Linked DNA regions of Homo sapiens: all the other regions are linked to region 1. A link is a contact called in ENCODE Hi-C or POLR2A ChIA-PET data. All regions are on one chromosome and are shown on one strand. Each heading gives the region's core, a stretch centred on a gene start or an enhancer-like site at or near the end of the contact. The rest is flanking DNA. Distances are from core to core; before and after follow the strand shown.

What was found. A loop is a pair of places that touch in the nucleus more often than their neighbours do. ChIA-PET counts read pairs that join two places held with the same protein, here RNA polymerase II (POLR2A). Pooled maps may share reads with other maps.
Region 2: a loop to region 1 is called in a map of naive thymus-derived CD4-positive, alpha-beta T cell, with 14 times the contacts of the local background. The contact joins the promoter of UBN2 here to the promoter of KDM7A in region 1. A Hi-C loop is called at or near these places in 1 of 168 maps with a recorded cell type or tissue (naive thymus-derived CD4-positive, alpha-beta T cell) and 9 of 50 pooled maps. POLR2A ChIA-PET finds 5 or more read pairs at or near these places in 1 of 52 experiments (MCF 10A).
Region 3: a loop to region 1 is called in a pooled map, with 2.8 times the contacts of the local background. The contact joins the enhancer-like site here to the promoter of KDM7A in region 1. A Hi-C loop is called at or near these places in 1 of 50 pooled maps. POLR2A ChIA-PET finds 5 or more read pairs at or near these places in 2 of 52 experiments (BJ and activated T-cell).
Region 4: a loop to region 1 is called in a map of gastrocnemius medialis, with 2.5 times the contacts of the local background. The contact joins the enhancer-like site here to the promoter of KDM7A in region 1. A Hi-C loop is called at or near these places in 1 of 168 maps with a recorded cell type or tissue (gastrocnemius medialis). POLR2A ChIA-PET finds 5 or more read pairs at or near these places in 1 of 52 experiments (AG04450).

The regions. Positions count from the first base shown.
Region 1 is chr7:140,175,026-140,178,666 of GRCh38, reverse strand. It overlaps KDM7A (lysine demethylase 7A), which reads left to right and starts at 1,684. Exons shown (of 20, transcript NM_030647.2): 1 at 1,684-1,923. The coding sequence starts at 1,730. It overlaps KDM7A-DT (KDM7A divergent transcript), which reads right to left and starts at 1,406. Exons shown (of 1, transcript NR_024451.1): 1 at 1-1,406. RefSeq lists silencers at 1,276-1,705, 1,746-1,845, 2,486-2,665, 2,676-2,955 and an enhancer at 1,128-2,051.
Region 2 is chr7:139,229,367-139,233,007 of GRCh38, reverse strand. UBN2 (ubinuclein 2) reads right to left here and starts at 1,771. Exons shown (of 18, transcript NM_173569.4): 1 at 1,056-1,771. The coding sequence starts at 1,523. RefSeq lists silencers at 555-814, 761-980, 1,191-1,440 and enhancers at 1,611-1,750, 1,831-1,990.
Region 3 is chr7:139,432,681-139,436,321 of GRCh38, reverse strand. It overlaps a transcript of KLRG2 not described here. Among named protein-coding and RNA genes, the nearest start is that of KLRG2, 49 kb to the left of the region's middle. Within about 2 kb of position 1,586, at least 11 of the 41 ENCODE cell types and tissues checked have a DNase peak (open chromatin) inside an H3K27ac peak, as active enhancers do.
Region 4 is chr7:139,573,168-139,576,808 of GRCh38, reverse strand. It overlaps HIPK2 (homeodomain interacting protein kinase 2), which reads left to right. Exons shown (of 15, transcript NM_022740.5): 14 at 1,521-1,681; 15 at 3,412-3,641. Among named protein-coding and RNA genes, the nearest start is that of CLEC2L, 51 kb to the right of the region's middle. Within about 2 kb of position 2,066, at least 5 of the 41 ENCODE cell types and tissues checked have a DNase peak (open chromatin) inside an H3K27ac peak, as active enhancers do; they include gastrocnemius medialis, where a contact is called at or near this core.

The DNA.
Region 1 (3,641 bases), core at 435-2,934:
AGACTTCAGTCAAGTTACTAGCTTTCCTCAACTATAAAAAGGAGATTAGGCAGGACTTGGTGGCTCACGCCTGTAATCCCAGCACTTTGAGAGGCCGAGGCGGGCGGATCACTTGAGGTCAGGAGTTCAAACAGCCTGGCCAACATGGTGAAACCCCGTCTCTATTAAAAATACAAAATTACCCGGGTGCGGTGGCGTGCGCCTGTAATCCCAGCTACTTGGGAGGCTGAGGCAGGAGGATCCCTCGAACCCGGGAGGTGGAAGTTGCAATGAGCCGAGATCACAGCACTGCACTGCACTCCAGCGCGGGCAACAAGAACGAAACTCCGTTTCAAAGAAAGAAAGGAAAGAAAGGAAAGGAAAGGAAAGGAAAGGGAGGGAGGGAAGGAAGGAAGGAAGGAAGGAAGGAAGGAAGGAAGGAAGGAAGGAAAGAAAGGAAAGAAAGAAAGAAATGGAGAATTAGATCAGCGACTCTTTGCCTGGGGGTGGGTGACAGAACAACACTTCTTCCTCCCCTAACAAAAATTACCTATGGAGCTGTGAGGGCTTTCCCCACTGATAGAAATGCCAGCAGAAATTCAGCTACAAATACTCAATCCAATAATCCTTAACATCACTTCCAATCCACAGTTATGATTCCAACGCAATCTTTTCTATACAGTATTTGTCAGCTGTTTTTATTCTTCAGTTTATCATCTTATATTTGGCTCTCAATTTCACCCATAAATTATTGATGGCTTATTATACGCCAAGTACCCTGCGCTCCGCTTTTTGTGGTATCCCTCTTCGGAGCGAGAAGTCACTTAGAATTTTACCCCATCTTCCCCACTTGGGAATCGGAAGGGTTCATAGCTAAGTTTTGTTATTTATAAGCACGCCGGCTCTTCTCTATCCCTCTCTCCACCAACCCCATTTCAAGGTTGGTCCCTCCCAGCGGACGACAGTGATGAATTCCTCTTGGGGACAGCCCTCCCGCAACTAACGGTGGCTCCATCGACGCTCTGGTCTCCTTGCTGCTCGCTGGGAATTCGGGTGGGACGTTTTCCAAAGTTTGGATTCCACGGCACATTCCTCCCTCGGAAAGGCACAACCGGCTCGGCGTGTCAGCTCAGCTGGACTCACGCCGGTGCGGGGCCGCAGCTCCGGTTCTCGCTGGGCGGCTGCGGAGGGCTGGGCGATTCTCTCAGCGTCGCGAGGCGACCCGGGCAGCAGCAAACTTCTCCGCTTCCCCTCTTCGGGACGCGGCACCTCTTCTGCCCTTGAGCACTCCGCAGGAACTTCCCCCGGCCTCGGCTCTCGCTCCGAAATAACCGAGCCAGCTCCTCGCACGCTCCCGCCGTCCTCCTCCGGCTGCGGCCGCGCGCCCGCCGCCACCGCCACCACCGCGCGTGTCCTCACGGGGCCTCAGCTCCCTCCGCCCCCGCAGCCGCCTGCGTGCCCTTCAACAGCTCCCTCCGCCCGGCCGTCGCGGAGAGGAGCGGGGAGCGCGCGCCGGCGCCAGAGACGTGCGCGAGACGCACGGCCCCGCGCCGAGCGCCGGAAGCAGCCGAGTCTGGGCCTCGCGCGTCGCGCGCGCCTCCTCCCCCTCCGCCAGCCGCCGCGGCCTCGCGCGCGCGCACTGAGGCGCCGCCGCCGCCGCGGCTGCTGCAGGAGGCGGCGCTGGCTGGCGGCTGCGCTCGCTCCAGTCGGCGAGCGGAGTAGCGAGCGAGCGTGTGTGTGTTTTTTAAAGATGGCCGGAGCGGCGGCGGCGGTGGCCGCGGGAGCAGCAGCTGGAGCCGCCGCGGCAGCCGTGTCGGTGGCGGCTCCCGGCCGGGCCTCGGCGCCTCCGCCGCCCCCGCCCGTGTACTGTGTGTGCCGGCAGCCGTACGACGTGAACCGCTTCATGATCGAGTGCGATATCTGCAAGGACTGGTTCCACGGCAGGTAAATAAACCCCCTCCAGCCCCGCAGCCGCCACCGCCGGCCACCGACCAACCGCCGCCGCCGCCGGCCGCCCGCGCCTCCCTCGGGCCGGGCCGCCGCGCCGCGCCCAGCTTTCAGGGGGCCCCGGTGCCTAGCCCCCCGGCCGGGCAGTGGGGCGCGCGGTGCCCCGGGTTCGCCGGGCGGGCTCCAGAGGGGAGCCGGTGGGCTCGCCTGGCCCGGGCGAAGAGTCGCCACAACAAACACGAACAAAGAGGGCCGGCGGATAAGTTGGCAGGGGGAGCCTGGGGCGAGGGGACGCGGCCGGGCGGGCGCGGCGGGGGCGTCGGGCGGAGCGCCGGCCGGGTCCGCAGCCCCTCGCCAGCCCGGGCCGCCGCCGCCCCGCCCCGCCCCGCCGCGCCCGGGGCTCCGGCCGGAGTCGCCGGCCGCCCCGCCGCTCTGCCCGGCCGGCCGACGCGCCTGCCTTCCTTCCGGGCGGCGATGGGGTCGCCCCGGCCCCGCGTCTCCTCCGCGCCGCGGGTCCCTGTCGCGCCCCCTTCCCCGTCTTTATCAAACTTCCTGGGCCAGTGGGACGGGGGCAGCGGCGGGCCGGAGAGGCGACCGCGCCAGCCAGCTCGGCGGGGCTCCGCGGAGTAAACAGAGCAACAGATGAGGCACTCGCTCTCGGGGACTTGAAAGGTGCCGGGGAAGTTGGGGCCGGGCCCCCGGCGGGCGGCAGGTTGACCCGGGTCGCGGTCCTGGGCCCCCGCACACACCCGGGTCGCCGGGACTGGGGCAGATGGAGTGGGTTGCGGCGGCCCGAAGGGAACGCTTCTCCGGACCCCCTGCGTTGCCCTCGCGCCGCGGCTTAAACTTTACAAAGAGTGCAGTTGCCATCGCTCGAAGCTGGCGACACCGGGACCGCCTGCGGCTGTGCCCGGGCGCCGGTGCCGGCGAACTTGAGTCGGCCGGGCGGACGCTGCGGGGCCGGCTGGCGGCGGCGGCGGACGCTGCCCTCTGATTCAGCCGCCGCCGCGCTCCGGGTTTGACGTTTGAGAGCTCGGGCCGCCTCCGCAGCCAGGCCGCCGACTCGTGTGTTTTGTAATCAAAGTGTGAGGCTAATAAAGGGCGGCGCCACAGCCTCTTGACTCCGGCGTGGGAGGGATTCACAGGCATTTAAACAAAGAAACTAGTTGGGGTTGGGCTCCCAAAGTCCTTATTTGGGTGTTGTGGCAAAGCCTGCGGTCACCTTTAGTTGAAGCCGGTTTCCCGGGCCCCGTTTGGTGTTGTCTCTTGGCGAGAGCACGCTCACGAGTAATAGCAGATATGGTGACTGTGATTGTAGGAAGTGTCTTTTGATTGACAGCAGGACATTTAAATACAGCCTCCGCTCCCCCCCTCCCCAATTTTACAGAAACACTACAAGACCAGGCCAGATGTCTTAGTCTCCCTCTACTGGTCCAGGGAGAGAAAACCATGTAAATCACAATGTTCTTTGCAGTGTTTAGTGCTAGGTGTAGTTAAGTTTTACTTAATTTTCAAGTACAGTTTTACTTAATCAGTTTTCAGGCTAGCCGATTCTCACAACAGAAAACAAGACACAGTAAATTATCACTTTAAAAGAAAGGCAGCGTCCTCGTTTCGTATAATCTTTAGCAGTCTTGTATATCCAATTCTATTTCCACATCCTGTTTCCATAACATATTCTACGCAACTAGAATAAAGATTATCCGAACATTTAG
Region 2 (3,641 bases), core at 522-3,021, 950 kb after region 1:
TAAAGCAAAACCTAATAACGGGTATAATTGCTAAGCAACAGAGAAAACTGTTCTCTTTCCTTACTGTTAATCTATCATTTCCTTTTCTAACTTACTTCTGAAGATCCACCAACCCACAACAATAAAAATTACAATTACGAACATAACCCCTATCCTTTCTCCATTGTTCACCTCTTACATCAAAAGCATACCTATATATTTTCAATTATTTTAAAAAATTCAAAGCTGACATTTTTTTCATCATCCTCCGAAAATTACAAAGGCTGAATACAATATCCTTCTATAAACTAATGATAGTACACTTAAATAATATGACGGGTAGGTGTCAAATAAAACAGGAGACACCTTCCCATTCAATTACAATATGAACGAACTCCACAAAAAAGGAAAGCTAAAAAGGTTTTCCAATACCAACACGAGAGAAAAATTAGTAACCAGATTAACTAACCCACTTCTCCATTCCTAAAGTGGGATCCTTAGTCTCTGAAAACCTTTAATTATTCTTAAATTCCCTTCGATTAAGAAAAATATCACAGGCACGCAAGCACACCTCAGCAGCCACGGCGCCCAGCAAAACAAACAGTGATGAGGATGAGGATGATACGAGAGGGGTTACACAATCTCTGCTTCAGACTGGGGGGCGTGTCCCCCAAGGTTTTCTCTTCCTTTCTACTGGAACGACAGCTGTAGCGCCACAGGGAGAACCCAGCCACACGGCCTGCAGGGCCCCAGGATTTTGTGTGGGGAGCAGAAAGGAAAGAAGGAAAATCTGAGGTTCCGAAAGGTGCACAAGAAAACGAGCTCGGCGCGGCGTTGGGAGCGAGTGCCGGGGGTTTGGGGATTCGGCGCAGCCGGGTGAGAGCCTCGGCCACCCTGGGGAGTGGAGAAAGCAGCGCTCACCGCCCCGTCCACCCGCTCGGCCCCGGCCCCCCGCACCCCACCCTCGGGGCGACCCGGACGCGCTCGGTGGGCGTCCCAAGGTGCAAACCAGCTGGGGAAGGCGGCGGGTCCTGAGGCTCCCGGGGTCTGGGGCAGGAGGGAAGAATCTTCTGTACCCGTTGTTCTCCGCACAGCAGCAGCTCCGGGTAACTGAACTCCACGCAGCTCTCGTCGGTGGGGTCCTTAAGCACCAGCTCCAGGCGCACCGTCTCCCTCGGCGGCCGCGGCGGCTGCTCAGCCCGGGAAGCCGACTCCCGCGGCGGGGGCGGCTGCAAGGGCAGCGGCGGGAACGGCGGCGGCGGCTCGGGCCGCGGGGGCTCCCGCTGCAGCGACATGGGCGGCTCGGCGCGGCTGACCTCGCGCTGGGGGAGCGGCTTCTCCCGCGACGGGGGCTGCGCGTCCGAGCGGGGGGCAGGCTCCCGCGGGGCCGGCGGCTCCGCCCGGGCCGGCTCGCGGTACGGCTGCGGCTCCAGCCGGGGGGGCTCGCGGGGGTACTCGGGCTCACGCTCGGGCCCCGGGTACTCGGCCTCGCGCCGCCGCACCGGTGACAAGCTAATGAACGCTACTCTGCGCGGCTCCGCCATCCCCACTGTTCTGGCCCTCCGCTTTTGCTCGAGCCGGCGCTCGCTTCTACGGCGCGCTGCGTGCCTGCCCGCCCTTCCTCTTGCTCTCTGTCGCTTTTCTTCCCTCCACCACCCTCAGCCGTCTCCGCCGGCGCCACGGTGAGTGCGGACCGTGTCCCCTTCCCCGCTACTACGTTCTGATGGGCTTCACCGCCATCGCCAGGGTCGCCGCGGCCGCCATGTTGGATCCCCCACATAAATAGAAGCAGGCCGCTGAGCGGGCGCATGCGCACAGAGGAGACGCTCGCGTCCACTGTCGTGGCTGTTGCTCAGTTTTCCTCTTTTCCTCCCAACAGTCTGGAGTCCAGACAGGTCGGCGGAAGTGACGACATGGCTCGGCCTGTTTCCGTGGAAACGGAGACGCCGTCTGCACCCTTCCTCAAAGGGAGGGTTCTGGGGTTTCCCGAGCAGTTTACTATTCGCACCCGGAAACCAGAGGCGCTCCAGGAGCTTCCCGGGGCTAGCATCGGGATGGGACTGAGACCGACCTAGCCATTGGCGCCGGGTCTCCCGTGCTGGGTTCAAGGGAATTGGGGTTGTTAGCTGATTATTCAAGGCGGACTCTGGGCAAGGGTAGAGAGACGCGCCAGCCGTTGTGCCTGCCCGCCCTGTGTCCCCGTAGCCTTAAGTATCGAGGGAAAAAAGGAAGTGCCCAGCTTCAGCCAGACTAGCCCCAGCGGCTTCCCTCCCGAAAGCGCAGGCCTCCCCTTCCTCGACCTACTCCGGTTTCCCTCGCCCGGCCGCAGTGGGCGTTGCGTGGGGCAGGGTCATTAAATGTTCAATAACGCTTTGCAGTTGGAAAATTAACAAGCAGATGAGGAGTTCTGGGCTCATTCAGAAGGCCTAAACTGCTGAAATCATAGAAAACTTCTTAAGAGGGTTTAGTGGTATTTCAGGAAACGTACTGTTTATGAGAATGCTAAAGGACCCATTTCAGGATGGGGAAGGAATTGATTGGGCACGCCCCATAGGCTCACTTGTAATTAATTAATTGGAAGTCGGGTTTAAAAGGATAAGAATTACTGGCCATTTTAATCCATTGAATAAAAAGTAAATTTGAGGGCTCGCCCTTCACATCCTGAAGGGAATCCAAGCCTTCTGTTAATTGCATTAACTATTGAAAGCTCTTTTATTAAGTCAGTGTGACGTCATTGACAAATTCTGAGAGGGTTCCGTTTTTTCCTCTCCTGTTATTACTTTCCCTACTTGGACGAAGATGGTGATGAAATCTATGATTCCAAAGGTCTCTCCCAGCTCTAAAACCCTATCTTTTCTACTCGGCGCCATGTTTTACCTACATTATCTCCTTCCCTATTGCTCCTTTTCTGATTCTGAATTCGGGTCTCATTTTTAGATTGCCTTAGTGATACTTAAATGACCTTTCTGCCTTCAGTCTCTGTTCCCACCAGTCTTGAGACGGGGTCATATTAATGTCTCTAAAAGAGTTTTTATTATATCGTTCTCTGTTCTGGCTGCAACTTACCTACAAACTGAGTTCTATGTATGTATACTCATATTCAATATCCTCCACAATTTAGCTCAGAGACTGCAAACTGGTGGTCTGTGGGCCAAATCCTTCTACAGGTGTGTTACTTATCCAACATTATCTTCTAACTTCTCACCCACTGAGTTTTCCAACTTTTTGATCCATAACCCACAGTAAGACATTTTACACTGTAACCTAGAATATACACCCATATATACATAACACATATGTGCATATGTGAAATATAAGTTTCACAATACTTACCTACTGCTTAGGATAAAGTAAAAGCAACAGACGCAACAGAGTTAATTTAATATAAAATATTTTATAATACAGTGTAGAAAAAAATGTTAACATCATATAGAAGCAAATTAGGAAAGATTTTATTTAATGCCATGGAAGTTCTTGCCTGATCATAGGTTTATTGCACTCCAGAATTCATTAGGACAGTGGTACATGAACATCTGATCCACTGTGGTGCCTGATCTTTTTCTTCTTCTAAACTGATCAAAATTGAAAACCCTAGTTCAGATATATAGGCAGTCATGAATAGTAATAATGCGTATGCATGTTCTGCATAGTAATAAATTCTT
Region 3 (3,641 bases), core at 337-2,836, 740 kb after region 1:
GAAGGGCAGACGGAACAGCAGCAGTCTTCTTCCATGCTTGCGTTTTTATTTCCATTTAATAGATGAGACTCGAGGAAAAAAATGCGCAGGTAGAGTGTGCGGGTTAAGAGTACAGACCCGGCCAGGCACAATGGCTCATGCTTGTAATCCCACCACTTTGGGAGCCTGAGGTGGGCAGATCACTCGAGGTCAGGAGTTCGAGACCAGCCTGGCCAACATGGTGAAACCCTGTCTCTACTAAAAAATACACAAATTAGCCGGGTATGGTGGTGCATACCTGTAATCCCAGCTACTTGGGAGGCTGAGACAGGAGAATCACTTGAACATGGGAGGTGGAGGTTGCAATGAGCCAAGATTGTGCCATTGCACTCCAGCCTGGGTGACAGAGCAAGACCCTATCTCAAAAAAAAAAAAAATTACAGGCCCTATATAAGATCTGAATAGACACTTCACCAAAAAGATACACAAAAAGCAAATAAACACATGACTTTAAGTGGGTAAGCGGCGGGGCACCCTTACAATGGATTCTACTCAATGTGAAAAGGTGGGATGTGCTGATGCACACAGCACGGGTGAGTCTCAGCAGCATCGTGTTAAGGGAAGGAAGTCGGCATGAAAGTCTGTATGCCAATAACTCCATTTATATAAAGTTCTAGAGAAGATAAAGCTCATGCTAGAGAGATCAGTGGTTGCCGGGGCCAGAGGTTTGAGGAGAGGATTGGGAGAGGCCAGGAGAGAATTTGTGGGGAGATGGAACTATTCTATATCATGATTGCAGTGGTGGGATACATTTGTCAACTTACTGTATGCTTAAAATTGGTGATTTTTTTTTGAGACGGAGTCTCGCTCTGTCACCCAGGCTGGAGTGCAGTGGCACAATCTTGGCTCACTGCAACCTCTACCTTCAGGGTTCAAGCGATTCTCCTGCCTCACCCTCCCGAATAGCTGGGATTACAGGTGCCTGCCACCATGCCGGCTAATTTTTTGTGTTTTTGGTAGAGATGGGGCTTCACCATGTTGGCCAGGCTGGTCTCGAACTCCTGACCTCAAGTGATCCACTCCCCTCGGCCTCCCAAAGTGCTGGGATTACAGGCGTGAGCCACTGCGCCCAGCCGAAATTGGTGAATTTTATTGTGGGAAAATTAAATCTCAATAAAGTTTTTTTAAGAAAGGTAGCCATTATCATTTTTAGGCATCTCTTACAGGTTTTGCCTTTGAATAAACGCAATAAAAATAAAGTAGTAGGTCCTGGGGTTAATCTAAACTACATTCAACTCCCCCAGGCCCTATCATGATACCTTGAGTACCTTTTTGACTTTTTTAAGCCTCAGCAATCTCATCTGTAAGTCTGGAGATGGTAACTTCTAGCTTATAGATTTATTGTTGTGAAGGACGAAGAGATGATGTGGATAACTCCTCAGTGCTGGGGTTATCTAGTCTGACTTTGGTAAATGTATTATTATCGCTTCCCAAGGGCACACAGCTTCTAAGTGGCAGATTCAGGGCTCAAACCGAAGTCTGTTTTCAAACCCTAGCTCCTGGCCGCCCGCGCCGCACCGCCTCACTAGCGCCCTCTTGCGCTAGTTCTATGCTCCAAGCACACTTCGGATTCTTTGACTTCCCCTGTAAGAACACAGCGTGCTGATCAACAAACCAGAGCATCTGCTTCTATTTATAACTCTAAGTAGAAAATTGACATTCAGCTTTTATAAATACTTTTAAAAAACAGGAACAGGCTGCAAGTCTTTTGATTTGGAAACTCTTGAGTAGCAAGGAGAAGGCTCAGAAGGCCACAAGGAATCCATACTGCTTACAGAGGGAGGGAGGGCAGGCTTTGGCCCCAGCAACTCATCAAGATGACTGCCGTGTAAAGGGGCTTGGCTGTTGATGCTCCCAGCCAAGGAAGGAAGGTAGGTGGCCAGTGCCTCCAGCTGTAAGCAGAAGCCCGGGTGTCACTGGTTGGGAGTAAGAGAAGGAGAATGAGAACAAACCATGGTGATAAGTTGGTTCTGAATTATGACCAGGCAAAGGGTGGGAGAACTGTGGCCACATTTGAGCTCTGATAAGAGCAAAGCTGGAATCTTAAATATTTAGACGCGGAGCCCTAAAGGATGTACTTGACAAGCAATAAAAATCTTAGAAACACTTTAGTGATTCTCACGGCTTGCTTCTTATTCCAACTGCAAATTAACCTGGCAGTCTGAGAACATACTCTATTTTAACTTCCAAGCTCCTCACAGCAAACATCCTGTGTCTGGGACATCAGGAGCCTTTCAGCTCCTCCCAGCCTCAGGGCCAAGTACCACAGGCTCAGGGCTCCCCAGGGACAGGTGCTGGCTGGAATCGCCTGTGAGGTTAAAAAACGCACGTGATGCTGGGCGTGATGCTGGGCGCGGTGGCTCACACTGAAGTGCTCCCAGCACTTTGGGAGGCCGAGGCGGGGGATCACTTGAGGTCAGGAGTTCGAGACCAGCCTGGCCAACATGGTTGAAACCCTGTCTCTACTAAAAATACAAAAATTAGCCTGGTGTAGTTGCAGGCACCTGTAATCCCGGCTATTCAGGAGGCTGAGGCAGAAGAATAACTTGAACCCCGGAGGTGGAGGTTGCATTCTCGGCAGTGAGGCGAGAATGTGCCACTGCACTCCAGCCTGGGTGACAGAGCAAGACTCCATCTCAAAAAAAAAAAAAAAAAAAGGCCGGGCGCAGTGGTTCACGCCTGTAATCCCAGCACTTTGGGAGGCCAAGGCAGGCTGATCACCTGAGGTTGGGAGTTCGAGACCAGCCTGACCAACATGGAGAAACCCCGTCTCTACTAAAAAATACAAAATTAGCCGGGTGTGGTGGCACATGCCTGTAATGCCAGCTACTCGGGAGACTGAGGCAGGAGAATCGCTTGAACTCGGGAAGTGGAGGTTGTGGTGAGCCAAGATTGTGCCATTGTACTCCAGCCTGTGCAACAAGAAATTACATCTCCAAAAAAACAAACAAACAAACAAACAAAAAAAAAACCACACACCACAGGTACTCAGACTCCTCCCAGGTGCAGGATTCAATCTGAGTAAGCCAAGGTAGTGGTAGGAGTGATCCCGGGGCCTGGAAATCTGGAACATTTTTGTTTTACTTGGTGAGGATGGAGACTGAGTGAAAGTCTGGTCTGCTATTCGAGAAAGCTACCATTGTCCCAAGTTGGCAAGCCAAGAAACAGCAGTATAAACATTATTTAGAACTATGAAAACAAATACAAGGAGGAACCACAGAAAGCACCTAAAGTGGTTCTAACCAGTGGTGTCCGAAGTCAGAATAGTGATTATCTTGAGAAGCGGGGACTATTAGCTTGGAAGGACCATCAGGGAACTTTCTAGGGTGCTGGAAATGGTCCGTATCTTGATCTGGGTGGGAGTTGGGTGTTGGCCCTCCCTATCCATGGATTCTGCGTCGGTGAATTCAACCAACCTTGGGTTTAAAATATTTGGGAGAAAATCATTTAAAAAAATACAAATGATATACAAACAATGTAACAACTGTTTACGTAGCATTTACATTGTATCAGGTGTTATAAGCAATGTAGAGGTGACTTAAAGTATACAGAGATGATATGCATAGGTTATGTGCAAATGCCACACCATTTTGTATGAGAGA
Region 4 (3,641 bases), core at 817-3,316, 600 kb after region 1:
TGGACACTCATGCCCTGTCCTGCCCTGTCCTGTTCCATCAGCCTTCTTGGACTTGGGCTGTCCCTGACTGTCAGCGTCTTCATCTGGTTTATCCTCTGGCCTCGCCACCTCATCTGCGTGATCTGTGATGCCTCCTCCTTATTCACGCTCTCAGCCTTCTCCCTGCCACCCCCGTCCCTGGTGGTACACAGTCACCGTCCTTAGCACAGGGCAGGAGCTCAGAAAATACTTGGATGAGTTAAAACCACTGGGCTCTGAAGAGGCTCCTGGCTCCCCTGGCTCTCTGGCTGGGTAACATGGAAGCCATCCAGCTCAGGGTTTAACCCACCTCTCTCAGAGCCCCTGGCTACTCAGAGCGTGGTCCCCCAAGCAGCAGCACTGGCACCCCCTGGGAGCTTGTCAGAAATGCAGGTGCTCGGGCCCCCCAGAGCTGCTGGCCAGAGTCTGCACTGAACAAGATGCAGGAATTACATTTGAGAACTGTTGATGGAGCCACCTGCTGACCATGAGGTCACCTCTGGAGGGTTGCAGTGTTTTTTCCACTCTTCAGCCCCCTTGGCAATAACATGGAGGCAGTTTTGTGCTTGGCCATGTTTGGCTCACAGGGCCATTCCCCGGATGATTTAGTCTCATCCTGCCTAGAGGCAGGTAACTGGACCAGGTGACTCTGAGGGTTATTTTAGCTTCTAGTAGTTTATTAGGTCCCACCACAGACACTGTCTCCTCTGATACTCATAGTCACCCATGGTGGGGACCAAGCAGGGATCCTGTCTTAGTCTATTTTGTGTTGCTGTAACAGAGTACCTGAGACTGGGTAATTTATAATCAATAGAAGTTTATTTGGCTCACGATTCTGAAGACTGGAAGTCCAAGAACAGGATGCCAGCATCTGGCAAGGACCTTTGTGCTGCATCTTCCTAGCACAGGAGGCAGAAGGACAAAAGAGCATGAGGGTGAGGGGGCCAGACTTGTTTTCATCAAAAAAGCCAATCTCTCAATAGCTAACCCACTCCCGAGATAATATTAATGCACTGATGAACTCATACACTCATGAGGGCTCTGCCCTCAGGACCTAACATCCCTTACTGGCCCCACCCTAAACACTTGCACTGGGGACTAAGTTTCTAACACAAGAACTTTGGGGAACACATTCAAATTATAGCAGATCTCTCCTACCCATTTTCCAGATGCTGAAAGTAACACCTCCCAGAGGAACGGCACTGGGCCTGGCCTTAGGCCACCAGCCCACCTTGCCTCTCCTGATTCTTTTCCGCTTTCCCTTGCTTCATTCCCTCATGCAGCCCCGACCACCCTCCCAGCCGAGGGAGTGAGCCAGAGCCCCACTGCATCCAGAGTCAAGGCAAAGTCCTAGTGGGTCCGGGGGAGATGAGGCTGATTTGTTACTGCCCGGCCTCAGGCACATGTTTCTTCCTGGAAGACCACTGTTCTCTGGTGGGGTAGCATCTTCTGGGCAGCTGGGACCCTGCCACTGATCTGACCTCTTTCTCCTCCCGCCACAGTCAACACCAGTCACCACTCGTCCTCCTACAAGTCCAAGTCCTCCAGCAACGTGACCTCCACCAGCGGTCACTCTTCAGGGAGCTCATCTGGAGCCATCACCTACCGGCAGCAGCGGCCGGGCCCCCACTTCCAGCAGCAGCAGCCACTCAATCTCAGCCAGGTAAGCCCCACAGCTGGCGCCCCAGGCCAGGCAGGGCCCCCATCCCCTCATCCTTCCGCTTCAGAGAGGATTGCTGTGGCGGCCCCTCACCCACCTCACAGGGCTGCAGTCCTGGCCACGGGTGGCAGCACATGCCCTTGGTGACCTCTGGTGGCTTTTTCTACCACAGGTCACCCTTGGGGAAGTTGATATCACCAGTGCACAGAGTGCTGGCCCAAAGCAAAGCGACTTGTCTAATGTTACAAAGCCCTTAGTGACATGGTGCCAGAGCTTAAAAATAGGATGGCCCACATACTGCTGTTTCAACCCAGCAAAGGGTAGAGCACTGTGTCCCGGCCCTGTCGGCCTGGGACATCAGGGACAGACCTGCATCCGACTCATTGCAGGGAGGGCCCGCACACCACAGCCCCCAAGTCAAGGGTAAGATTTGTCCCAGGACCTGGAGGAAGGGGGGTGGGTTGAGGTGAAATGTGAGTGACCTGAGTTTCTGTGGGTGCAGGGCTGTCTGTGTCAAGGGCTCGGCATCAGGCCTGACTCACGTGGTGGACTCAGGGCCCTGTTTCTCTAGAAACAAAGTGAGATAAATGGGGTGTTTGTGTTCAGAGCCCCTCATCTGAAGTGCTGCCCCAGGTCATCAGTGGAGCCCGTGTCTCTGTCACGTGACTTAGGTTCACCAGGTAGAAGAGGGCTATTTTATTTGGACTGACAGAACTTCAAACAGCAACGCTTCTGAGAGCCAACTTTTTTTTTTTAAGACAGGGTCTTGTTCTGTCACCCAGGCTCAAGTGCAGTGGCACTGTCATGGCTCTCACTGCAGCCTCTGCCTCCTGGACTCAAGTAATCCTCCACCTTAGCCTCCCGAGTAGCTGAGACTACAGGCATGAGCCACCACACCCAGCTAATTTTCAAAATTTTTTGTAGAGATGTTGTGAGAGCCAATAATTTTGAGAACAAGATTTTACAGTGAGTAAGAAAGCAACTGCTGCTCAAAGAGAGTGTCCTGGCCGGGTGCGGTGGCTCACGCCTGTAGTCCCAGCTTCTCGGGAGCCCAAGGCGGGGGGATCATTCTAGGCCAGGAGTTCAAGGCTACAGTGAGCTAGGTTCATGCCACTGCACTCCAGCCTGGGGCATCCTGATACTTCACAGCTTCTGTACGTCCTTGGGAGAAATATGTTCTCCTATAACTTTGCAGCTGGCTTTATCCGTGTATCATCCCAGCCCAGTGAGTGGCAGGCCAAGTCGGGATTTTCTCAGTCCAAGTAAATTTTTTTTTTTTTTTTGAGACAGAGTTTCACTCTGTCACCCAGGCTGGAGTGCACTCGCGTGATCTCAGCTCACTGCAACCTCTACCTCCCAGGTTCAAGTGATTCTTGTGCCTCAGCCCACCGAATAGCTGGGACTACAGACAAGGCACGTGCCACCATGCCCGGCTAATTTTTTTGTATTTTAGTAGAGACGGGGTTTCACCATATTGGCCAGGCTGGTCTCGAACTCTAGACCTCAGGTGATCCGCCCACCTCTGCCTCCCAAAGTGCTGAGATTACAGGCGTGAGCCACTGCGCCAGGTCCCAAGTAAATTTTTACTTTCTCAACACACAGAGGGAAGCCCCTTCTATTACTTCTGGAGTCTTTCCCTTCTCTTCCTCCTCCCTGCCCTCCTGCCCCTCCTCCCATTCCTTCCTCCCCATGTGTCGGCCCCTGACGTCTCTCTTGGTGCCTCTCCTCCCCAGGCTCAGCAGCACATCACCACGGACCGCACTGGGAGCCACCGAAGGCAGCAGGCCTACATCACTCCCACCATGGCCCAGGCTCCGTACTCCTTCCCGCACAACAGCCCCAGCCACGGCACTGTGCACCCGCATCTGGCTGCAGCCGCTGCCGCTGCCCACCTCCCCACCCAGCCCCACCTCTACACCTACACTGCGCCGGCGGCCCTGGGCTCCACCGGCACCGTGGCCCA